Linked DNA regions of Homo sapiens: region 2 is linked to region 1. A link is an interaction called in ENCODE POLR2A ChIA-PET data of the cell type or tissue named here. Cell type or tissue: PC-9. All regions are shown on one strand. Each heading gives the region's core, and the rest is flanking DNA. Links, peaks and the distances in the headings are about the cores only.

Evidence for each region. Peaks named below come from ENCODE experiments on the same cell type or tissue, not always from the same donor. Only the 100,000 strongest peaks of a DNase experiment are listed, where the experiment ranks them.
Region 2: POLR2A ChIA-PET joins it to region 1 with 10 read pairs; 2 of 35 experiments call an interaction of 5 or more read pairs at or near these places.

The regions. Positions count from the first base shown.
Region 1 is chr17:3,748,558-3,760,800 of GRCh38, reverse strand. It overlaps ITGAE (integrin subunit alpha E), which reads left to right. Exons shown (of 31, transcript NM_002208.5): 7 at 514-629; 8 at 1,248-1,399; 9 at 2,942-3,095; 10 at 3,667-3,817; 11 at 4,904-4,971; 12 at 5,540-5,684; 13 at 6,876-7,018; 14 at 7,371-7,511; 15 at 8,927-9,151; 16 at 10,319-10,449. Among named protein-coding and RNA genes, the nearest start is that of HASPIN, 31 kb to the right of the region's middle. RefSeq lists an enhancer at 4,957-5,660. In PC-9, for the core only: no CTCF peak of the experiment used is centred there; DNase peaks (open chromatin) are centred at 5,710, 6,090 and 8,350; H3K4me3 peaks cover 1,120 bases; H3K27ac peaks cover 373 bases.
Region 2 is chr17:2,828,514-2,840,756 of GRCh38, reverse strand. All of the region lies in intron 2 of RAP1GAP2 (RAP1 GTPase activating protein 2), which reads right to left. Among named protein-coding and RNA genes, the nearest start is that of RAP1GAP2, 38 kb to the right of the region's middle. RefSeq lists an enhancer at 7,640-8,140. In PC-9, for the core only: no CTCF peak of the experiment used is centred there; no DNase peak of the experiment used is centred there; H3K27me3 peaks cover 712 bases.

The sequences.
Region 1 (12,243 bases), core at 2,528-10,527:
ACAAAGCCTGACCAGGTTCTAGCTCTCTTTTTGAAGGGGGAGACAAAAGCTTCTCTCTTGGGGCCAGGTGAGGTGGCTCATGCCTGTAATCCCAGCATTTTGGGAGGCTGAAGTGGGCGGATCACTTGAGGTCAGGAGTTCAAGACCAGCCTGGCCAACATGGTGAAACCCCAACTCTACTAGAAAATTCAAAAATTAGCCAGGCATGGTGGTGTGCATTATAGTCCCAGCTACTTGGGAGGCTAAGGCAGGAGGATTGCTTGAACCCGGGAGGCGGAGGCTGCAGTAAGCTGAGATCCCACCACTGCCCTCCAGCCTGGGCAACAGAGTGAAGCTCTGTCTCAAAAAAAAAAAAAAAAAAAAAAAAAAAGCTTCCCTCTTGGGAGCTTCTCCAACTTCTTCCCTGAACTGAGCTGGTTGTCAGGGCTGCAGTGGGGGTGCATGCCCTACACATGCTACCCTTACATCTGCCTCACATCCCATGCCCACTCCTGACCTGTTTGTCTTGGCCAGGCACCGAGATTGCCATCATCCTGGATGGCTCAGGAAGCATTGATCCCCCAGACTTTCAGAGAGCCAAAGACTTCATCTCCAACATGATGAGGAACTTCTATGAAAAGTGTTTTGAGGTGGGCTTCCCTAAGAGCTGGTTAACACTTATCTATTGCTGAGAATCACCCTACCTCAGAACAACAATCACCACATTTGCTCACAATTCTATGGGTCACATACTTGGGCTGGGCTCAGCTGGATGATTCTTCTGTCCATCTTGCCTGGAGTTACCCTGGAGCTGCAGGCGTCTGGTTGCTTGACTGGGGCTGGATGGCCTAAGATGACCTCACTTACTTGTCTGGACCATGTGTCTTTAGCAGGCCAGCCCAACTTTTTCGTGGCAGCAACATTCTAAGAGGGCCAGATCCAATGCATGCAAGTATTTTTCAAGTCTCTAATTACATCACATTTGCTGATGTCTTATTGGCCAAAGCCAGTCACATGACCAATCCCATCGTCAGTATGGAGGGCACTACACAGGGAGCTGGGGAGAAGTCTGTGATTCACTGGGGGCCTTTACTATCGCACCCTTCTCCACCCCTACTCGCTTAGAGATTTTGCTCTGCCTTAGCATCTCTTTCTGCCCAGGGATAAGGTAGAAGGAGTGGATTTTTCTGCTGCTTCCAGCGGGAGACATTTCAGGGGCAGAGGTGGCAATTCTTCCAACCTCCTGCCCTCCTGCCCATCCCCTGCAGTGCAACTTTGCCTTGGTGCAGTATGGAGGAGTGATCCAGACTGAGTTTGACCTTCGGGACAGCCAGGATGTGATGGCCTCCCTCGCCAGAGTCCAGAACATCACTCAAGTGGGGAGTGTCACCAAGACTGCCTCAGCCATGCAACACGTCTTGTGAGTGTGGGGGCTGCAGGAATTATTCTGGCCATGCCCAGAGTCTCTGTGGCATCACTCATGGAGGAAGTGGCTGGCCAGAACCGCAGGAGAAGAGAATTAGGGCTCCAGCCTTTCCCTGGCCGAGAGAGAACGTGAGGGATGACACCTCAAGGCTGTCCTCCAAAAAGTCTTCCAAAGACTTCCTCTTGTGAGATGCAGGAGAGCAGAGTGCTCAGTGGACAGGCTGGCTGGGTTCAAATCTCAGCTCTGGTTTTTTTTTTTTGTTTTTTTTTTTGAGATGGAGTCTTGCTCTGTCACCCAGGCTGGAGTGCAGTGGCACGATCTCAGCTCACTGCAAGCTCCGCCTCCCAGGTTCACACCATTCTCCTGCCTCAGCCTCCCGAGTAGCTGGGACTACAGGCGGCCACCACCACGCCCAGTTAATTTTTTATATTTCTAATAGAGGTGGGGTTTCACCATGTTAGCCAGGATGGTCTCGATCTCCTGACCTCGTGATCCGCCCGCCTCGGCCTCCCAAAGTGCTGGGATTACAGGCGTGAGCCACCGCGCCCGGCCTCAGCTCTGGTTTGTATCTGTGTGACCCCGGGCAAACTGAAGGACCTTGTGACCTGTGCTTCAGTTTCCTCACTTTAAAAATGAGAAAAATAGGCTGAGCGTGGTAGCTCATGCTTGTAATCCCAGCACTTTGGGAGGCCAACACAGGTGGATCACCTGAGGTCAGGAGTTCAAGACCAGCCTGGCCAACATGGTGAAACCCCGTCTCTACTCAAAATACAAAGTTAGCTGGGTGTGGTGGCAGGTGCCTGTAATCCCAGCTACTCGGGAGGCTGAGGCAGGGAGAATTGCTTGAACTCGGGAGGCAGAGGTTGCAGTGAGCTGAGATCGTGCTATTGCACTCCAGCCTGGGTGACAGAGCGAGACTCCATCTATCTCAATAATAATAATAATAAAAATAAATAAATAAAATGAGAATAATAATAGTACTCACAGCTTGGAGCAGTGGCTTGTGCCTATAGTTCCAGCTACTCAGGAAGCTGAGGCAGGAGGATTGCTTGAGCCCAGAAGTTCAAGGATGCAGTGAGCCATGATCACACCACTGCACTCCAGCCTGGGTGACAGAGTGAGACGCCGTCTCTAAAAAAGAAAGAAAAATAATAGCACTTGCCTGATAGATTTTGTGATGGTTGGATGGCTTAAAATATACAGTGTTTACAACAGTGCCTGGCACATGATAAGTGCCATGTGAGTATTATCTATCGTTTTAATATCATGAGTCTTCCTGTACGCACACAAGAGGAATGGACTGCCAGGCAGTACCTTCCTGCTGGGAGCAGGTGAGAAGCAAGAACACCTGTGTTGCAGCCCTCCCTCTGCCCAGCCTCGCTGCGTGACTTAAGGGGGCATCACCCCCTTCTCTGGGTCTTTCGGGAGGATTGTGAACCCTCCCAATTCTAATACAGGTCAGAGAATAAAGTCTCTCCTGGAGCTCGGTCATCCTTCTGGCAAAGCTCTCTTCTTCATTTACTCTCCCCTGCTTAGAGACAGCATCTTCACCTCAAGCCACGGCTCCAGGAGAAAGGCATCCAAGGTCATGGTGGTGCTCACCGATGGTGGCATATTCGAGGACCCCCTCAACCTTACGACAGTCATCAACTCCCCCAAAATGCAGGGTGTTGAGCGCTTTGCCATTGGGGTAAGAGCCAGGAGCCGGGAGACACCTCCTGAACCTGCACAGCCTGGGGTGGGGAGAAGCCAGGGTTGTCGATGGGGGCTTTTCTGTAAGCAGCTTATCCAGACCCTGTTCTATTTGCAAATGCTCCTCTTCTCTCCATGCTCTGTCATCCCAGAGAGGGCTCATTTCCCCATGGTGGTCACAGCTTACTGGCCAAATAGTGGTGGGAGAGCCACAGGAAACACACCAAGGAGGGTTCCTGGAGGACCGCGGTGCCAAGCTGAGTCCTGCCAGACAAATGGGAGTAGCTGGCCTAGGGCACAGGGGAGGCAGAGAGGGGCCCTGCAGGCAGAGGGAACAGCATGTGCAGAGGTGAGGAGGAGCTTGGTGTATTCAGGAGAACAGGTGTACTTTGGTAAAACTGGAATTTTGCCCAGAGTATGGGTAGAACAGGGAGCAGGGAAAGGAGGAGAAAGGAAGGAAGGAGACAGGTAATGGAGGGCCCCAGAGGCCAGATGGAGGGGCTCAGCTCTCTCCCTGGGCCTGGGGAATCCACGCAGCGCTGACTCGCTGACCCAGGCTGTCTGTGCAGGTGGGAGAAGAATTTAAGAGTGCTAGGACTGCGAGGGAACTGAACCTGATCGCCTCAGACCCGGATGAGACCCATGCTTTCAAGGTGACCAACTACATGGCGCTGGATGGGCTGCTGAGCAAACTGCGGTACAACATCATCAGCATGGAAGGTGAGGGCTCCGGGACCCAGGCCACCGCAGGAGGCCCGAGCCTATGCTCCAGCCCGGCCTCTGTCCCATCTTCATGTGGTTTCTCTGAGCAACTCCCATCATCTCCCTGAACCTCAGCTCTTCCATGTCTAAAAAGGCAATGGCCGGGTGTGGTGGCTCATGCCTGTTATCCCAACACTTTGGGAGACAGAGGCAGGTGGATTGCTTGAGGCCAGGAGTTTGAGACCCGCCTGGGCAACATGGCAAAACCCCATCTCTACTAAAACAAAAAGTAGCTGGGGCCAGGTGTGGTGGCTCACGCCCATAATCCCAACACTCTGGGAGGCCAAGGCCGGTGGATCACCTGAGGTCTGGAGTTCAAGACCAGCCTGGCCAACATGGTGAAATCCTGTTTCTACTAAAAATACAAAAAAATGTAGCCAGGCGTGGTGGTGCATGCCTGTGATCCCAGCTACTCAGGAGCCCGAGACAGAAGAATCACTCGAACCCAGGAGGCAGAGGTTGCAGTGAGCCAAGATCGCGCCACTGCACTCCAGGATGGGTGACAGAGCGAGGCTCCATCTCAAAAAAAAAAAAAAAAAAATTAGCCAGGCGTGGTGGCGCATGACCTCTATTCCCAGCTACTTGGGAAGCTAAGGCACCAGGTCACTTGACCTTGGGAGGCACAAGTTGCAGTGAGCTGATATTGAGCCATGGCACTCCAGCCTGAGCAACAGAGTGAGACACTGTCTCAAAAAAAAAAAAAAAAAAAAAAAAAAAGGCCAACAATATCCCCAGGCCTCCTTGCGTCCCAGAATCTCCATGAAGCTCTGATGAACTGAGCTGGTGCTGGAGAAACAAGGATGGCTGGGGCATAGTCCCTTCTCCCAGGAGCTCACAGACGAGGAAACTGAGGCCTAGAAAGAGTGAACTGCCCAGATAGTAGTTGCTCAAGGAGAACCTGGGTCTCTACCCTCAGCCGGGTTCTCTTCCTGTTACACCAAGCATGGTTCCTTCTGGGAGTGAGGCCAAGCTGGACTGTCCCCTGACTCAGTTTCTCCCTTCACCTCGGCCCACAGCAGTCTCACTGGGCTTCTTGGCTTGCAGGCACGGTTGGAGACGCCCTTCACTACCAGCTGGCACAGATTGGCTTCAGTGCTCAGATCCTGGATGAGGTACGTGGCTGACTCAGCACCAGGCAGGCTTGCCCATTGGTGAGGGGCCCAGGACACCTAGGATTCAGGGACTCCTGCCTCCCATCCAGGGCTCTGCCCTACCTGTGGTGATTCCTGTAAAAGAGCGATTTTATTTTAATTAATTAATTTATTTATTTATTTTGAGACGGAGTCTTGCTCTGTCGCCCAGTCTGGAGTGCAGCGGTGCAGTCTCGGCTCACTGCAACAAAAGGGTGGCCATATTGATGACAGGAGGTCGCTTTTTTCTGTGTGCTCAAACATCCAGTTGTTCCCCTGAATACAGACCAGGCAACAGGACTCGGCCTGGGTCAGCTTATCAACCAAGCTGCTTGCTTCTCCCGGAGGAGGGAGTGCAAGGGCACGAGGCAGGAGCCCAGTGTTGGCCATCTCACCTTCCCGCCTGCATCTCTGGCCAGGCGGGCACTAGACCACCGAACGCCCCCCTGCTCCCAGCCAGGTTAGCCGCGCTGGCCCGGAGACCCGCGGCCACCGTGGCCCGGCCTTGGGTCCCTCCCACTCATCTGGGCCCCATCCCCGTCCCCTTCAGCGGCAGGTGCTGCTCGGCGCCGTCGGGGCCTTTGACTGGTCCGGAGGGGCGTTGCTCTACGACACACGCAGCCGCCGGGGCCGCTTCCTGAACCAGACAGCGGCGGCGGCGGCAGACGCGGAGGCTGCGCAGTACAGCTACCTGGGTGAGGGCGGGGCCACCTGATGAGGGCGGGGCCACCTGATGAGGGCGGGGCCTGGAGGCTCCCTGGGCGAGGGTGGGGCCTGAGGGCTACGTGGGCGAGGGCGGGGCCTACCTGGGCGAGGGTGGGGCCTGGGGGCTACCTGGGTGAGGGCGGGGCCTGGAGGCTACCTGGGCGAGGGTGGGGCCTGGGGGCTACCTGGGTGAGGGCGGGGCATGGAGGCCACGTGGGCGAGGGTGGGGCCTGGGGGCTACCTGGGAGAGGGCGGGGCCTGGAAGTTACGTGAGGAGGGTGGGGCCTGGAGACCACCTGGGTGAGGGCGGGGCCTAGAGGCCACCTGGGCGAGGGCGGGGCCGAGATGGGGACACCGAGGCTGCGCATTAGGCTGCACTTGAGGTTTCCGGATGGGGGCGGGACCTGGTCAGTCACATGGGCCGAGGGGCGGGTCCTGGTTAGGGACCGTGAGGCTGAGTACTACAGCCTCCTGGGTAGGTACAAGGCCTGTCAGGTACACACCAGGCACAGCAGCCACCCAGGGGAGGGCGGGGCCTCTCCATTAATAATAGTGGTGCAGTAGCTCACGCCTGTAATCCCAGGAGGCCGATGCGGGCGGATCATCTGAGGTCTGGAGACCAGCCCGGCCAACATGGCAAAACCCTGTCTCTACTAAAAATACAAAAATTAGCTAGGCGTGGTGGCGGATGCCTGTAGTCCCACGTACTCGGAAGGCTGAGGCACAAGAATCGCTTGAACCCGGGAGGGGGAGGTTGCAATGAGCCAAGACTGTGCCACTGCACTCCAGCGTGGGCGACAGACTGAGACTCTGTCTCAAAAATAAATAAATAAATAAATAAAAATAATAATAGTGGTGGGCGTCCTCTCACCCCTCTTCTCCGTCCTCCTAGGGTGTGTGTGGGAGCGTGGGTAGTGAATGTGTGCGAACGAGTATTTCGAGCAAAGCTGCATACGTGACAGACAGCGTGTGCATCATATCTGTGTGATGGGGATGTGTGTGACTGGCAAAGTGAGAGTGCTCGCTGATGCCGATTTTTAACATAGTGAGAAAGACAGTCTCTCCTATTTTGCCCCCCTCCCCAGGCCACTTTGAAGGCCTGACTGGGAAGGTGCCGGGGCCAAGAGAGAGGCCAGGTGGGAGCACACGGTGTGTTCACAGCCACACCACCCTTGCCCCAGGTTACGCTGTGGCCGTGCTGCACAAGACCTGCAGCCTCTCCTACATCGCGGGGGCTCCACGGTACAAACATCATGGGGCCGTGTTTGAGCTCCAGAAGGAGGGCAGAGAGGCCAGCTTCCTGCCAGTGCTGGAGGGAGAGCAGGTACCTGCTGGGGAAAGCCTCCACCCCTTATGACCGATGGGGAATCTGGAGGCCCCCAAGGGAAAGGAGTGGGTCCCACGGTGCACAGTGGGCCAGGGCCCGGGCTGGGTGAAACTCAGGCTCCTGAGTGGAGCTCGAGGGCTCTGCTTCAGCTCTGCATGTCTGATTGCTAGGCAGTTTCCTCCGCTGTGGGGCCTGGGCTGCTCCTCCACTCTTCTGTTACTCTCAGTGAGCAAATTGATATGTAACGACCCAAATTGGGTGGTCCAGGAAGCACGCGGGCAGGGGTGTAGCCTTGCTGAGGGGTGCAGGAGCGGGGCTCCTGGTGAGCTGAGTTCCTCCCGGGCTGTAGATGGGGTCCTATTTTGGCTCTGAGCTGTGCCCTGTGGACATTGACATGGATGGAAGCACGGACTTCTTGCTGGTGGCTGCTCCATTTTACCACGTTCATGGAGAAGAAGGCAGAGTCTACGTGTACCGTCTCAGCGAGCAGGTGGGAGAGTCTCCATCTTCATGAGCTTGCTGAGGCTGTGGCACTCAGCCTGACACAGAGGTGATGGAGGCTGGGAGTGCCCTGGCCCTGCCTGGCACCAGTGGGCAGTGATGGGGAGGTGCTCAGGCTGGATGGCGGCTGGGCGGGGCAGCGGCATCGCTCTCCGCACCCACTTTCTTACCCAAGGGTGATCGTTGATGATAATATCTCTAATATCTCTTTTTTTGTGGTTGTTGTTTTTGAGATGGAGTTTTGCTCTCGTTGCCCAGGCTGCAATGCAATGGCAGGATCTTGGCTCACCGCAACCTCTGCCTCCGGGGTTCAAGCAATTCTCCTGCCTCAGCCTACCAAGTAGCTGGGATTACAGGCATGGGCCACACACCCGGCTAATTTTATATTTTTGGTAGAGACAGGGTTTCTCCATGTTGGTCAGGCTGGTCTTGAACTCCCGACCTCAGGTGATCCACCCACCTCGGCCTCCCAAAGTGTTGGGATTACAGGCGTAAGCCACCTCGCCCAGCATTTTTTTTTTTTTTTCCGAGACTGAGTCTCACTCTGTTGTCCAGGCTGGAGTGCAATGGTGCAATCTCAACTTACTGCAACCTCTACCTCCTGGGTTGATTCTCCTGCCTCAGCCTCCCAAGTAGCTGGGATTACAGGCATGTGCCACTACACCCGGCTAATTTTTGTAATTTTAGTAGAGATGGGGTTCCGCCATGTTAACCAGGCTGGTCTCGAACTCCTGACCTCAGGTGATCCACCTACCTTGGCCTCCCAAAGTGATGAGATTATGGGCGTGAGTCACCGCGCCCAGCTGATAACATCTCTTACAGCTGCATGGTTGGCAAAGCCCGTTTAGTCCAGGATCTCACTTGTTTCTCATAGTAACTATGGGAGGTAGCTGCCACTCTCATCTTACGGGTGAGGAAGCTGGGGCTCGGCGAGCCTCAGTGATGCCGAGACTTGCTCAAGTGTACCTGGCATGTGTGTGGCAGAGCCACGAGTGAAACCCAGGCCTCCCATTTGCAGCAATGCACCCCTGCCCATGGAACTAGAGGGGGGCGGGCTCTGACTCCTGAACTTCCAGGTAGGAGGACCCCAGCTTTCCCCTGGTGCTCACTGTATGGCCTTGGGAAGGTCCCTGGCCAGTGAGCGTGCATCCTGGGTGGCAACGGAGTGGGCACCCACCAGCCCAGCGAGCGTGCATCCTGGGTGGCAACGGAGTGGGCACCCACCGGCCCAGTGAGCGTGCATCCTGGGTGGCAATGGAGTGGGAACCCACCGGCCCAGCGAGCGTGCATCCTGGGTGGCAATGGAGTGGGCACCCACCGGCCCAGTGAGCGTGCATCGGGGTGGCAATGGAGTGGGCACCTAGCACCCCTTCTTGAGGGCTGAGCTGTTTGTTTGCTTTACAGGATGGTTCTTTCTCCTTGGCACGCATACTGAGTGGGCACCCCGGGTTCACCAATGCCCGCTTTGGCTTTGCCATGGCGGCTATGGGGGATCTCAGTCAGGATAAGCTCACAGATGTGGCCATCGGGGCCCCCCTGGAAGGTTTTGGGGCAGATGATGGTGCCAGCTTCGGCAGTGTGTATATCTACAATGGACACTGGGACGGCCTCTCCGCCAGCCCCTCGCAGGTGACCCATGGGGCCCTCTCCTTCCTCTCCTCTGGGGCTCTGACCTCTCTCAGATATGATGACCCAAGCCCCAAGTCGGCTTCAGTCCTAAGTGCTGGGCAGGTCTCGGGGGTTGGGAATGCCCAGTGAAAGAAAGAAGTCCCCCAGGCTAGGGGGAGCTTCCAGACCAGGGCCTCACCTCAGCCCCTTCAGGTTGGGGGGAGGTTCCAGACCAGGGCTTCACCTCGGCCCCTTCAGGTTCAGGGGAGGTTGTGGCGGTACCTGTCTCCTTCCCTGGCCTATACCCCCTCCTTCCACCCACCTGCCTCGGGTCCCTGCTTCCTCTCTTTCTGTCCCTCGCTCCTGTCTCCCACCCAGCACCTCCGCGCCTTATCTCTCATTCCCCAGGGCTCCCTTGCCAGCCTCTCACACTGCATGTATTAACAGGCACTTCCACCCACCTCCAGCTCCTCATGAGCACCTCCACCTGGATGGCCCCCAGGCATCTCACTCCCACACGGCCCATCTGAGAGCACCTGCTTCCCCTAGAACTGATGCTCCTCTGAGACCTCATCCCCCTCCACACCCCACACCGGAAACCTCAGACAGTCCTCAGCACGCTCACAGCCTGCACAGCCTGTCAGTTCCCACGTCCTCATGATTCTAGCTGTCTCCCAACTCCAGCCCCTTCTCTCTATCCCCACCCCTGCGGTCCCAGCTCAGGCCTTGCCATCCCACTCCCAGCCCACCCAGCTTCCTCCTCCTCTCCATCTTCCACCCCATGTCTTCAGTGCCATTTCTAAAGTGTTATCCTGATTATGTCACTTCAAAACAACAGAACCTTTGTTGACACCCCCCATCCCCAAGCCCCACATCAAGCCTCCTTGTACCCCAATCCCCTGTGGTCCACCCCGTCCCTGGCCCTGGCTGCTTCTCAGAAGGCCCTGCTCTTTCCCCATGCCTCACTCTTTCCCTTACTCTCCCCTGTCAAGTCCCACCTGCCCTTCGAGGCTCCATCCAAATGCCACTTCCTCTGGGAAAGCTTGCTCCCTCTTTCCTGGTTCTAGACTCGGGGCTCCCTGGGGCTGGATGGTGCCTGCGATGCTGATCGGGATAGATCATGAAAGGACTCCCCGCCCCGTTTCCCTCCCTTCCCTCGCCCCACGCCTTGTGTTTCTGCCTCCACAGCGGATCAGAGCCTCCACGGTGGCCCCAGGACTCCAGTACTTCGGCATGTCCATGGCTGGTGGCTTTGATATTAGTGGCGACGGCCTTGCCGACATCACCGTGGGCACTCTGGGCCAGGCGGTTGTGTTCCGGTAGGGTTCTGTCCTGCTTTCTGGGGTCCCAGGCCCAGCCTCACCCATTTGCCCTGCTCTAAATAGCTCCATGCAGACATTAGGCACTGAGGGAGGGAGCCAGCACCGTGGTTGTGGGCACAGGCTCTGGAGTCTGCCCGTCTGGGTTTGAACCTCAGCTCTCAGCCCTCTCAGCCTTTGGGCAGGTTATTTAACTCTAAGACCTTACCTAGGAATTATAAGAGCACCTACCTCCCAGAGCTATGAGGATCATGCAAGCGAATATATACAAAGTATTTAGCACAGTGCTCAGCGATGGCTGTGATTGCAGAGTTTTTTGTTTTTTGTTTTTTTTCTGAGGCGGAGTCTTCCTCTTTTGCCCAGGCTGGAGTGCAGTGGTGTAATCTTGGTTCACTGCAACCTCCGCCTCCCAGGTTCAAGCAATTCTTCTGCCTCAGCCTCCTGAGGAGCTGGGATTACAGGTGTCTGCCACCACGCCCGGCTAATTTTTGTATTTTTAGTAGAGACAGGGTTTCACCATGTTGGCCAGGCTGGTCTTGAACTCCTGACCTCGTGATCCACCCATCTTGGCTTCCCAAAGTGCTGGGATTACAGGCATGAGCCACTATGCCTGGCCAAGAATTGCAGAGTTTTTGTGCCCCATCCCTCAGTGAATGATCAAGTCCCGTGGCTGTAAATGAGCTCATGGAGCGCCCGTCTGTCCCGTCCTCTCCAAGCTGCAGACTTGCTGTCTACCCAGCACCTCCCTGAGCTGCTGCTCACAGTCATCCCGAAGTGAACACGTCTAAAAACAGAGCTTTTGCTGGGCGCAGTGGCTCACACCTGTAATCCCAGCACTTTGGGAGGCCCAGGCGGGTGGATCACAAGGTCAGGAGATGGAGACCATCCTGGCTAACACGGTGAAACCTCATCTCTACTAAAAATACAAAAAATTAGCCGGGCATGGTGGCGGGCGCCTATAGTCCCAGCGACTCGGGAGGCTGAGGCAGGAGAATGGTGAACCCGGGAGGCGGAGCTTGCAGTGAGCGGAGATCGCGCCACTGCACTCCAGCCTGGGCGACAGAGCGAGACTCCGTCTCCAAAAAAAAAAAAAGAAAAACAGAGCTTTTATCTCCCCCCACCCTTCATTCCCCCAAATCTATCCTGCCCTCAGGCTTTCTGTCTCAGCAAATGGCATCATCATCCACCCAGCAATTCAGGATGAAAACGTAGGCGTCATCTTTGATGCCTCTTTTCCTTCCTCTCCACCACATCAACAAGTCTTAGTTGGCTCTGCCTCCAGACCAGTGCAGGCACTGTCTTCACTCCCTGGACACTGCTGCCACAGCCTTTCCTGCTTCCAGCCCCTGCGCTCCATTCTCCACACAGCAGCAGCCCTATCCCTTCACTCTGCTGCCTGAAACTCCTCCACGGCTCCTATTTAGAGTAAAATCCCAATTCCTCACCATGGCTTTACAGGGCTCTTCGTGGCCTGGCCCTTCCCGCCCCTCCATTCCCATCTCCTCCTCCCATCCTCTGTCTCACTAATTAGATTCCAGGCATGCTGACCTTTGTGCTCCTCAAACAAACCAAAAGTGTTCCTGCCACAGGCCCTTGGCACTGGCTGTGCTTTCTTCCTGGAGTGCTCTTCCCCAGATCCTCACACAGCTGGCTCTTTCTTGTTAACAAATCTCAACCGAAATGCCTCCTCATCAGCCACGCCATCTGTGACCACCCAGTCTCAGTAGCCCTCGGTCCTTATTACCGTATTTTTGTTGTTGTTGTTGAGATGGAGTCTTGCTCTGTCACCCAGGC
Region 2 (12,243 bases), core at 1,724-9,723, 920 kb after region 1:
CAAAGTGCTGGGATTACAGGCGTGAGCCACGGTGCCCAGCCAAGACTTTATGTTCACATCATAAATGGATATAATCATTTCTCATAAATAGAAGGTAAAGTAAATATAAGCCAGGCATGATGGCTCATGCCTGTAGTCCCAGCTACTCAGGAGGCTAAGGCAGGAGATCAAGTTGAGCCCAGGAGTTTGAGCCCAGCCTGGGAAACATAGCGAAAAAAGAAAAGAAAGAAAATATAATGCCCTGCTCCTTAGATGTGAACAGTATACTACGGATGGAAGAAAATAAAGAATAACAGCCGGGCACTGTGGCTCACGCCTGTAATCCCAACACTTTGGGAGGCCAAGGTGGGCGGATCACCTGAGGTCAGGAGTTTGAGACCAGCCTGGCCAATGTGGTGAAACCCACCTCTACTAAAAATACAAAAATTAGCTGGGTGTTGTGGTGGGCGCCTGTAATCCCAGCTACTCGGGAGGCTGAGGCAGGAGAATCGCTTGAATCCAGGAGGTGGGGGTCGCAGTGAACCGAGATCGCGCCACCGCACTCCAGTGACACTGGAGTGAGATGGAGTGAGACTCCATCTCAATCAATCAATAAAAATTTAAAAATAAAGAATAACTTTACAATGGAGACATCTGACAAAACACTATCTCAGCCAGGTGACCAAGGCCAACATCAACAGTGGTTATCAGGATGTGACGAAAATGGTTCTGCCGGGTGCGAACCTGAGGTTGGGAGTTTGAGACCAGCCTGACCAACATGGTGAAACCCCGTTTCTACTAAAAATACAAAAATAGCTGGGCGTGGTGGCGCATGCCTGTAATCCCAGCTACTCCGGAGGCTGAGGCAGGAGAATCACTTGAACCCAGGAGGCGGAGGTTGCAGTGAGCCGAGATCACGCATTGCACTCCAGCCTGGGCAACAAGAGCAAAACTCCGTCTCAAAAAAAATTAAAAAAAGAAAAATGGTTCTATACCTGGTCTATACCTGGGTAGTCATCCTCTCAAAAACCAATACCCAGTCTAATCATGAGAAAAATATGAGACAAATCTAAATTGAGTGACAAGCACGCCTCAAAGCTGTCAGGGCTGCCAAAAACAAGCAAAGTCTGAGAAACAGTCACAGCCAAGAGGAGTCTAAGGAGCTGTGAAAACTAAATGTAATGTGGTTCCTGGAACAGAAAAGGACATTAGGGAAAAACTCTAAAATCTGAATAAACCATGCATTTCAGTTATTAATGATCATACATCAGTCTAGGTTCATTAATTATAGCAAATGGACCATATTAATGTTAATTATAGCAAATGGACCACACTAATGTTAATTATAGCAAATGGATCGTACTAATGTAAGTTGTAGGGAACTGGATTATAGAGCCTATGGGGACTCTCTGTACTCTTAATTTTTCTGTAATTTTATTTATTTTTTATTCTTTTTTTTTTTATTATTAAGACAGAGTCTCACTGTGTTGCCCAGGCTGGAGTGCAGTGGCGTGACCTCGGCTCACTGGTTCACTCAACCTCTGCCTCCTGGGTTCAAGTGATTCTCCTGCCTCAGCCTCCCGAGCAGCTGGGATTACAGGCGTCCGCCACCATGTCCTGCTAATTTTTGTATTTTTAGTAGAGACAGGGTTTCACCATGTTGGCCAGGCTGGTCTCAAACTTCTGACCTTAAGTGATCCACCTGCCTTGGCCTCCAAAAGTGCTGGGATTACAGGCCTGAGCCACCACACTTGGCCTTTTCTATAATTTTTAAACCTTAAAAAAAAATGTCTACCAGAAAAAAGGTAAATATAATGAAAATTGAATAATGTTATTACAGTCTGCTAAACACTGTCGCCTGCCCAAGGCCTGAGGCTTGAGACCCACTCTCTCTGTTAATAAGGAAGGTTAGCAAATGTTAGAAAGGTGTTAAAGACATATATTAGCCCCTAACTGAGACATTCTCCTTGAAGTGATGAGCTGCACAGAAAGAGAACTGCAAAGGGAATAAACAGCTTTCTCTCCGGGGATCAGTTTCGGGGAATGCTGTGTCCCGTCCTCTTACCACCAAATGTCATCTCCCCCGGTTACAATTTCGGAATCACTGCGCCAATTCATCCAATTCCACCCGCCTCCCTTCCTCATCTGGAGCTCGGAGAATGAGCAAAGGGTTCCCGCAGTGGGACAGTGTTCTGCCCCATGCTATGTTCATCTGTGGAAGAATCACCCCACACATCCCGAGGGGTCAACAACCCAGTACAGGTCACCATCCCAGTACAGGTCACCATCCCAACTCTCCAAAGAGCAAGTCCAAGGACAGGCCCTGCTCACCCTGGAGCAGAAGAATCACCTTGCAGGGCAGCACACACCACCCCCTGGGTTCAGCATGTCGCCAGCTGCCTGCACTTCCACACCTACCACTCCACTGGATCCTGTCAGCCCCATCAAGAAGGAACACAAGGCCGGGCGCCGTGGCTCACACCTGTAATCCCAGCACTTTGGGAGGCCGAGGCGGGCGGATCACAAGATCAGGAGTTCAAGACCAGCCTGACCAACATGGTGAAACCCCACCTCTACTAAAAATACAAAAAATTAGCTGGATGCAGTGGTGGGCGCCTGTAATCGCAGTTACTCAGGAGGCTGAGGCAGGAGAATTGCTTGAACCTGGGAGGCGGAGGTTGCAGTGAGCCGAGATCGCACCACCGCACTCCAGCCTGGGTGATAAGGCGAGACTCTGTCTCAAAAAAAAAAAAAAAAAAAAGGAAAAAAGAAAGAACATGAACATCATACTCCTTTCCAGATGAGTAAACCGAAACCTAGAAAGGCTAACTCTTCTGTCCAGGATCACACAGCCACTAAGAAGCAGGGCTGAGACCGGGTGCGGTGGCTCACCCCTGTAATCCCAGCACTTTGGGAGGCCAAGGCAGACAGATCACAAGGTCAGGGGATCGAGACCATCCTGGCTAACACGGCGAAACCCCGTCTCAGCTAAAAATACAAAAAAATAGCCGGACATGGTGGCAGGCACCTGTAGTCCCAGCTACTCAGGAGGCTGAGGCAGAAGAATGGCGTGAACCCGGGAGGCAGAGCTTGCAGTGAGCCAAGGTCACGCCACTGCACTCCAGCCTGGGCAACTGAGTGAGACTCCATCTCAAAAAAAAAAAAAAAAAGAAGCAGGGCTGACACCCTGACACAGATGGTCCTGTGGACACTGACTTCCGCCAAATCCAAAATGAAGAGGAATGGAGCCCCAGGAAACGAGGAGCTGACTCGGCCAGAGACTCCCGATGCCCATCACCAGACGAAGCGGAATATGCCTTTCTGCCTGCTCCGTGCCCAGGCCCCTTCCTCTAGCTGACAGTACCTTGATGCTCCCCTGGGGAGCACTCTGACACCACTGTTGGTTTTTGTGGTTTATACGGGGCTGCCCCTTTCTCAACCTACCCAGCCTGAGCTTTGGGGTAGGTACACGATGCAGGCTTGGCCAATTCAAATTCAAATTCATGCTTTTTTTTTTTTTTTTTCCAGAGACAGAGTCTTGCTCTGTCACCCAGGCTGGAGTGCAGTGGCGCAATCATAGCTTACTGCAGCCTCAACCTCCTGGGTGTAAGCAATCCTCCAGCCCCAGCCTCCTGGGTGTCTAGGACTACAGGTGTGCACCACCATGCTTAGTTAATTTTTTAATTTTTTGTAGTGACAGGGTCTCACCTTGTTGCCCACACTGGTCTTGAACTCCTGGCCTCAAGTGATCCTCCTGTCTTGGCATCCCAAAGTGCTGGGATGACAGGTGTGAGCCACCGTTACTGGCCTCAATTCATGTACTCTATTCACCAATCCACTACGATTGCTTCAGGAATGGGCACACACCTCGTCAGTCCAAACAGAGTGAACACCAAATTTTTACAGGTGCTATAGAAGGAAGCAGCTTAATCATACCTACTGAGATTTTCAAAGCTCACACTAGAGCTGCCAGTGGCTGCCTTATAACATGTGGGGAGAGGTGCCTGTGAATGAAATAAATGCAGGAATTAGAGCCAAGAGATAGGTACAAATAGATGGTCCGATGATGCTGTCTCACCCACCTGGATCTAGCTGGACCTGAAGCCAGTTTTTTGTTTGCTTGTTGTTTTGTTTTGTTTTGTTTTTGAGACTGAGTCTCGCTGTATCACCCAGGCTGGAGTGCAGTGACGTGATCTCAGCTCACTGCAACCTCCGCCTCCCAGGTCCAAGCGATTCTCGTACCTCAGCCTTTTGAGGAGCTGGGATTGCAGTTGCCCGCCACCATGCCCAGCTGATTTTTGTGTTTTTAAGAGAGATGGGGTCTCACCATGTTGGTCAGGATGATCTTGAACTCCTGACCTCAGGTGATCCGCCTGCCTTGGCCTCCCCAAGTCCTGAGATTACAGGTGTGAGCCACTGCACCCGGCCAAAGCCAGGTTCCTTAAACTTACCAATTACAAAAGTTTTCATGGACTTTGTTTTTCCTTTTGGTTTCTTTTTTTTTTTCTTAAGCCAGTTTGAGTAAGGTTTCTGTCACTAGTAACCTAGTTAGTGAACATAGTAGACCTCTACCCAACCGGCAAGGAAACACAGGAGGGAACAAAATAACAGCTTCAGGCAAGGGGGACGACCACACCACTCATTCTCCCACAGGGAGCACCCCCCGAAGGCGACATGGGGACAACTTCCCAGGAGAAGCCCCTGGACCTACCTCCTAACACCCAGATGCACCAACACACCCCGCCAGTGCCAGATGCACCAACACACCCCGCCAGTGGCTGGCTGGGGGCGGTCTGCGCACAGTCCTCTCAACCACACCCAAGGAAAAGGCAGGGCTGGCACAAATCTGGCCCCAGCAGATAAAACAGGAGTGTCTCCCTTCCTCTTCACTGTCAGCACACAAGCTACTCATTTCATCTTTCTTCCGTAAAATCAAGGACTATTCCAGGAAAATGTTGGGGAATAAAAAAAGGAAGCATTCAGATAAATCCAAAATGTGAGACGTTCTACTAAACAACTTTGCCAGGTCTGCTGTTCTATATTTATTTATAGACAGGGTCACACTCTGGAATGCACCCAGGCTGGAATGCAGTGGTGCGATCATAGCTCACTGCAGCCTCAAACTCCTGGGCTCCAATGATCCTCCCACCTCAGCCTCCTGAATAGCTGGAAGTACAGTTCACCACACCCAGCTCTGTTCTGTATTTAAAGAGACAAAAGAGATGTGACAACCACGGACAATGAGTGACCATTAACAACAAGTTTGTGGTGGCTCACGCCTGTAATTCCAGCACTGTGGGAGGCTGAGGCAGGCGGATCACCTGAGGTCAGGAGTTCGAGACCATCCTGGCCAACATGGTGAAACCCCATCTCTACTAAAAATACAAAAAATTAACAGGGTGTGGTGGCGCACACCTGTAATCCCAGCTACTCAGGAGGCTGAGGCAGGAGAATCGCTTGAACCCGTGAGGTGGAGTTTGCAGTGAGCCAAGATCGTGCCAATGCACTCCAGCCTGGGTGACAGAGCGAGACTCCATCTCAGAAAAATTAATTAATGGCAGAGTGCAGTGGCTCATGCCTGTAATTTCAGCACTTTGGGAGGCCAAGGCAGGTGGATCACAAGGTCAGGAGATCGAGACCATCCTGGCTAACACGGTGAATCCCTGTCTCTACTAAAAATACAAAAAAAAATTAGCCAGGTGTGGTGGCGGGCGCCTGTAGTCCCAGCTACTTGGGAGGCTGAGGCAGGAGAATGGCATGAACCTGGGAGGTGGAGTGTGCAGTGAGGAGAGATCACGCCACTGCACTCCAGCCTAGGCAACAGAGCGAGACTCCATCTCAAAAAATAATAATAATAATTAATTAATTTAATTTATTTTAATTTAAATAAAGGTCAGGTGGATGGTGAAGGATTCAGTGGTATAGTAAATGGGGTAGGAACTGAGGCAGAGGACCAGATGAGATGGTCCTTTCTTTTTTTTGAGACAGGGTCTCACTCTGTCACCCAGGCTGGAGTACAGTGATGAGATCACAGCTCCCTACAGCCTCAACCTCGTGGGCTCAAGCAGTCCTCCCACTTCAGCCTCCTGAGTAGCTGAGACTACAAGCACCTGCCACCATGCCCAGCTAATTTTTGTATTTTTTGTAGAGATGGGGTTTTGCCACGTTGCCCAAGCTGGTCTTAAACTCCTGGGCTCGAGCCATCTGCCCACCCCAGCTTCCCAAAGTGCTGGGATTACAGGTGTGAGATACCACCTCGACCAAGATGGTCCTTCCTCTCTTGAAGTTATTTCTCAGGAGGTGGGTGTAGGTGACAGAAACTGTCTCCAAGGTCAATCCTCTTCCCACCCAACTGCCAGACTCTAGGTCTCTCAAGGGACCCAGTTCTTAGAACTTGTTCCTGGGTTTGAGATTGGCAGACAAAACCCCTGAACTAGCACAAGGGGAATTGGCTGGCTCAGCTCCTTCAGCAAGGGAAATGCATTTGAGCTTTAAGCTGTGGCTTCCCCCAGGGGCCCTCAGGGCAGAACTTACATCTTAAGAACTGGGATAGGATGAAAATCTAAAGCCAGCCTCTTAAGATGGGTCTGGGGAAGTCAGTGTGGTCAATCCCACAGCCAACTCTCTAGCCACCTCTCTGGTCAGTAAAGCCCTCTGGAGGGCTTTTGAAAAGGAGAAGGTCGAGGTTATTCTCAGCAAAAGACCATGCTGCAAAGACACCAGGCGGGTGCAGGAACTTCAGAGGCCGAGAGTCCACCTGACTTACGGAGGACAGTGCTTCTCTGGGCGGAGGGTACAGCACGCAGGACACAGCCAGAGCTGCTCAGAGGGCTGGAAATCAGGGAATGCAACCACAGCAAGGAGACAGGATGCTTCACCCAACAGACAAGCAACATGTACACTCCTACTAGTGGCATAGAAATTGGCAGGCAATTTGCAGTATGATGAAATAGAAAGTCACCTACCCTATCACCCAGCAATCTCACATCTAGGATTCACTCAAGTCTAGAGAAACACTTTCATGTGTAGACAGTCAACTATGAGGATGTCCACTGTGGCACTTTTCTTTTTTTTTTTTTTTTTTTTTTGAGACGGAGTCTCGCTGTGTCTCCCAGGTTGGAGTGCAGTGGCGAGATCTCGGCTCACTGCAAGCTCCGCCTCCCAGGTTCATGCCATTCTCCTGCCTCAGCCTCCCAAGTAGCTGGGACTACAGGCGCCCGCCAACACACCCGGCTCATTTTTTGTATTTTTAGTAGAAACGGGGTTTCACCGTGTTAGCCAAGATGGTCTCGATCTCCTGACCTCGGCACTTTTCATAAGAGTAAAAACATACCAAGAACAGGCCAGGCGCGGTGGCTCACCCCTGTAATCCCAACACTTTGGGAGGCTGAGGCGGGTGGATCACCTGAGGTCAGGAGTTCAAGACCAGCCTGGCCAACATGGTGAAACCTCATCTCTACTAAATACAAAAATCAGGCATGGTGGTGTGTGCCTGTAATCCCAGCTACCCGGGAGGCTGAGGCAGGAGAATCGCTTGAACCCAGGAGGCAGAGGTTGCAGTGAACCGAGATTGCACCACTGCACTCCAGCCTGGGAGACAGAGCAAGACTCCATCTAAAAAAAAAAAAAAAATTATCAAGAACAACCATTTACAGGAGAAACAGATAAGCAGGGTGTGGTATATTTGTAAGCTGGACCCTAAACTGTGATTAGAAGGAATGAGCTAACTGTGTATGTATGGACATTGATGGTTACTTAAGGTACATGTAAAAATACTGGTTTGTTTTTGTTTTCGTTTTTTTGAGACAGTCTTGCTCTGTGACCCGGGCTGGAGTGCAGTGGTGCGATCTCGCTCATTGCAACCTCTGCCTCCCAAGTTCCAGCAAGTCTCCTGCCTCAGCCCCCCACCGAGTAGCTGGGACTACACGCAAGTGCCACCACGCCCAGCTACTTTTTGTATTTTTAGTAGAGATGGGGTTTCACCATGTTGGCCAGGCTGGACTCGAATTCCTGACCTCGAGCCATCGCCCGCCTCGGCCTCCCAAAGTGCTGGGATTACAGGAGTGAGTCAATGCACCTGGCCAGCCACTGCACCCAGCCCTGTTTAAATATCTAGAAAAGTATGTACCAAACTCTGAACAGTGGCTACTCTGGGGAGGAGAGAAAGGGAATGTCACTGCTGGCCATAGGAGACTTTATCTTTTTTTTTTTTTTTTTTTTGAGATGGAGTCTCGCTCTGTCGCCCAGGCTGGAGTGCAGTGGCGCGATCTCGGCTCACTGCAACCTCCACCTCCTGGGTTCACGCCATTCTCCTGCCTCAGCCTCCCGAGTAGCTGGGACTACAGGTGCCCGCCACAACACCTGGGTAATTTTTTGTATTTTTAGTAGAGATGGGGTTTCACCGTTTTAGCCAGGATGATCTCGATCTCCTGACCTCGTGATCCACCCACCTTGGCCTCCCAAAGTGCTGGGATTACAGGCATGAGCCACCGCGCCCGGCCGAGACTTTATCTTTAATGTTCTGATTGTTTTAAGGAAAATGATTTGGGTTTTTTTGTTTTCTTTTTTTTTTTGGAGACAGAGTCTCACTCTGTCACCCAGACTGGAATGCAATGGCGTGATCTCAGCTCATTGCAAACTCCACCTCCCAGGTTCAAGTGATTCTCCTGCCTCAGCCTCCCGAGTAGCTGGGATTACAGGCACCCACCACCAAGCCCATCTAATTTTTGTATTTTTAGTAGAGACAGGGTTTCGCCATATTGGGCAGGCTGGTCTCGAACTCCTAACCTCGTGATCCGCCCGCCTCAGCCTCCCAAAGTGCTGGGATTAAAAGCGTGAGCCACCACGCCCAGCCTGTTTTTTGTGTTGTTGTTGTTGTTTTTTGAGACAGGGTCTCACTCTGTCACCCAGCCTGGATTGCAATGGCATGATCACAGCTCATGGCAGCCTCAAACTCCTGGGCTCAAGGGATCCTCCAACCTCAGCCTCCCCAGTACCTGGGATTACAGGTGTGCACCACCACATCTAATTTTTTTTATTTTTAGTAGAGATGAGGTTTTGTCATGCTGCCCCCCCACCAGGCTGGTCTCAAACTCCTGGGCTCAAGCAATCCACACACGTTGGCCTCCTACGGTCCTGGGATTACAGGCATGAGCCACCATGCACAGCCAAAAATGTATTCTTATATTACTTACGTTATACAAAATTAAATTTCTGAAAGGAATCATCAGTCTCTAAAATTAAATCCACACCGTTAAATACTACACAGTTATTTTTAAAAGGAATGGGGCAGAGGCAGCAGCAGCTCTCAGTGGTCAGACAGGAATTCTCCAGAGAAAAAGGCAAGATGTAAAACAGTGTTTTGTAGGATATTACCTTTTATTTAAGAAAAAGAAATAGGAGGCTGGGCATGGTGGCTCACACCTGTAATCCCAGCATTTTGGGAGGCTGGAGCAGGCAGATCACCTGAGGTCAGGAGTTCAAGACCAGCCTGGCCAATGTAGTGAAATCCCATCTCTACTAAAAATACAAAAAGTAGCTGGGCGTGGTGGCAGGTGCCTGTAGTCCCAACTACTCGGGAGGCTAAGGCAGGAGAATCCTTGAACCCGGGAGGCAGAGGTTGCAGTGAGCCGAGATCACACCACTGCACTCCAGCCTGGCAACAGAGCAAGACTCCATCTCAAAAAAAGAAAGAAAGAAAAAGAAAGAGGGAAGGGGAGAGGAAGGAAGGGCAGGGGAGGGAGGGGAAGGAAAGGGAGGGGAGAGGAGGGGAGGGGAGGGAAGTGGAGGGAAGGGTAGGGGAAGGGAGGGAAGGGGAGGGGAGGGGAAGGGAGGGAAGGGGAGTGGAGGTAAGAAAAGGATATGCTCATCTTACATGTGAATAAAGAAGCACTGGAAAGAACCTCAAAGTGAATTTTAGAATGTAGGGACAGGGCGGATTGGAGTACAAGCAAATCTTTCTACCACATATATTTTTATATCATTTTGGTTTTAGAACCAACCATGTAAATACATTTACTGTTCAAAATCTTTTTTTTAGTTTTTGTTTTGTTTTGTTTTGTTTTGAGACAGAGTCTCATTCTGTCGCCCAGGCTGGAGTGCAGTGGTGTGATCTCGGCTCACTGCAACTTCCGCCTCCCAGGTTCAAGCGATTCTCCTGCCTCAGCTTCCTGAGTAGCTGGGACTACAGGCGCCCGCCACCACGCCCAGCTAATTTTTGTATTTTTAGTAGAGACGGGGTTTCACCATGTTAGCCAGGATGGTCTCGATCTCTTGACATCGTGATCTGCCCGCCTCGGCCTCCCAAAGTGCTGGGATTACAGGCGTGAGCCACCACACCCGGCCATCTTTTTTAATTTTTTGAGACGGAGTTTTCCTCTGTCGCCCAGACTGGAGTGCAATGGCACGATCTCCTCGGCTCACTGCAACCTCCGCCTCATGGGTTCAAGCTATTCTCCTCCCTCAGCCTCCCGAGTAGCTCGAATTACAGGCATGCACCACCACACCCAGCTAATTTTTTTGTGTTTTTAGTACAGACAGGGTTTCACCATGTTGGCCAGGCTGGTCTTGAACTCCTGACCTCAAGTGATCCGCCCACCTCGGCCTCCCAAAGTGCTGGGATTACAGGGTCCTGTTGTAAGGTGCTAGACTTCCCACCCAGTGGGAGGCTTTAAGAGAGTAAACTCTTACTTACATTCAACAATAATGTATTGTACACTTAAAAGTCTGTTAAGAGGGTAGAGTTCATGTTATGTGTTCTCACCACAACAAAATAAAATACTGTAAACTTTAACTTTAGAGGAAAAAGTAAAGTAAAATAAAGAGACTGCCAGGTACGGTGGCTCACAACTGTAATCCCAGCCTCTCGAGAGACTGAGGCAGAAGGATCTCTTGAAGCCAGGAATTCAAGACTAGCCTGGGCAACATAGCAAAATCTCATCTCAAAAAAAAAAAAAAAAAATTTAAGAGAGAGAGACCAGGCTCTTAACCACCATGGTACTCACAGACCAAAGCCAAGGACCCCTCAACCTGCAGCCCTAACTCTGACATCCGACAGCCAGGAGGCCACCACCAGGCTCTGGCCAGCTTAGTCTCCCCTGAGAAATAATTCACAGAGCACGGAGTATAGGGCAGAAGCGTACTTCTGTTGACAAAAATGACTCTTTCATAACAAGCCCTTCGGTGAGCTCTTGTGCAGCTGTTCTGTGCCATCTGCTTTGCCATCCAGTTCTCCCTTCTCACATGAAGACAGGGCTGCCTGCTAGAGGGGCTGGAGGTGAGCAGGGCATGGCACTGGGAGGTGGGTCCATGGGCTCCAGGAGAGAAGGGTCGCTGGGACCATTTTCTACCGACGGGGTCACGACCCCAGCCCCAGCCCTTTATGGAGATCTGAAGCCACGGGAAGGAAGGGTAGGCAATGGGATGAGAAACAGCACCTTCCTGATCCTAAGTCACCACCCGCTCCATCTGAGCTACATCAGGAAAGCAAGTAATTGGCCGGGCATGGTAGCTCAGGCCTGTAATCCCAGTACTTTTTAAGGCTGAGGCGGGTGGATCACCTGAGGTCAGGAGTTTGAGACTAGCCTGGCCAACATGGCGAAACCCCGTCTCTACTAAAAATACAAAAAATTAGCCGGGCGTGGTGGCGGGTGCCTGTAATCCCAGCTACTCAGAAGGCTGAGGCAGGAGAATCGCTTGAACCTGGGAGGCAGAGGTTGCAGTGAGCCCAGATCGTGCCACTGCACTCCAGCCTGGGCGACAGAGCGAGGTTTCCCAAAAAAAAAAAAAAAAAAAGCAAGTAATTAATCTTTGAGACAGGAACCTGCCCCCCCAGGGAGCAATGAGAGAGGGAGGAGAAGAGACCAAGGGAGCAAAAAGAAAAGCAAAAGGAGAGAGCAAAGACACAGATACCCAGAAACCGGGAGGGAAGTCACCTCTGGAGAGGGAGCAAGCAAAGAAACACTGAAAGCAAGACCCGTTGGGGAAGGAGAACAGCCAGGAAACCATTACAACTGCTCTTCTGCCCCCGGCCAGGGCTTATCTCCCCAGAGGGTGGAGGTAGAGCCTGTGATGAGCCCACAGCCAGAATCACAAACCTGAGGTCAAAGAACCCGCGGCCCCACCTGCTCTCCCAGCCATGCCCGGGCAGTCCTGGGCCAACAGTGCCACCTGCTGGCGGACGGGGAAACTGTGTTCCCATCCACCCGCTCTTCCCGCCGGCTCTTCAGGGGCCTCCTTCCTCATCTTCACACCTGCCAAGCCTGT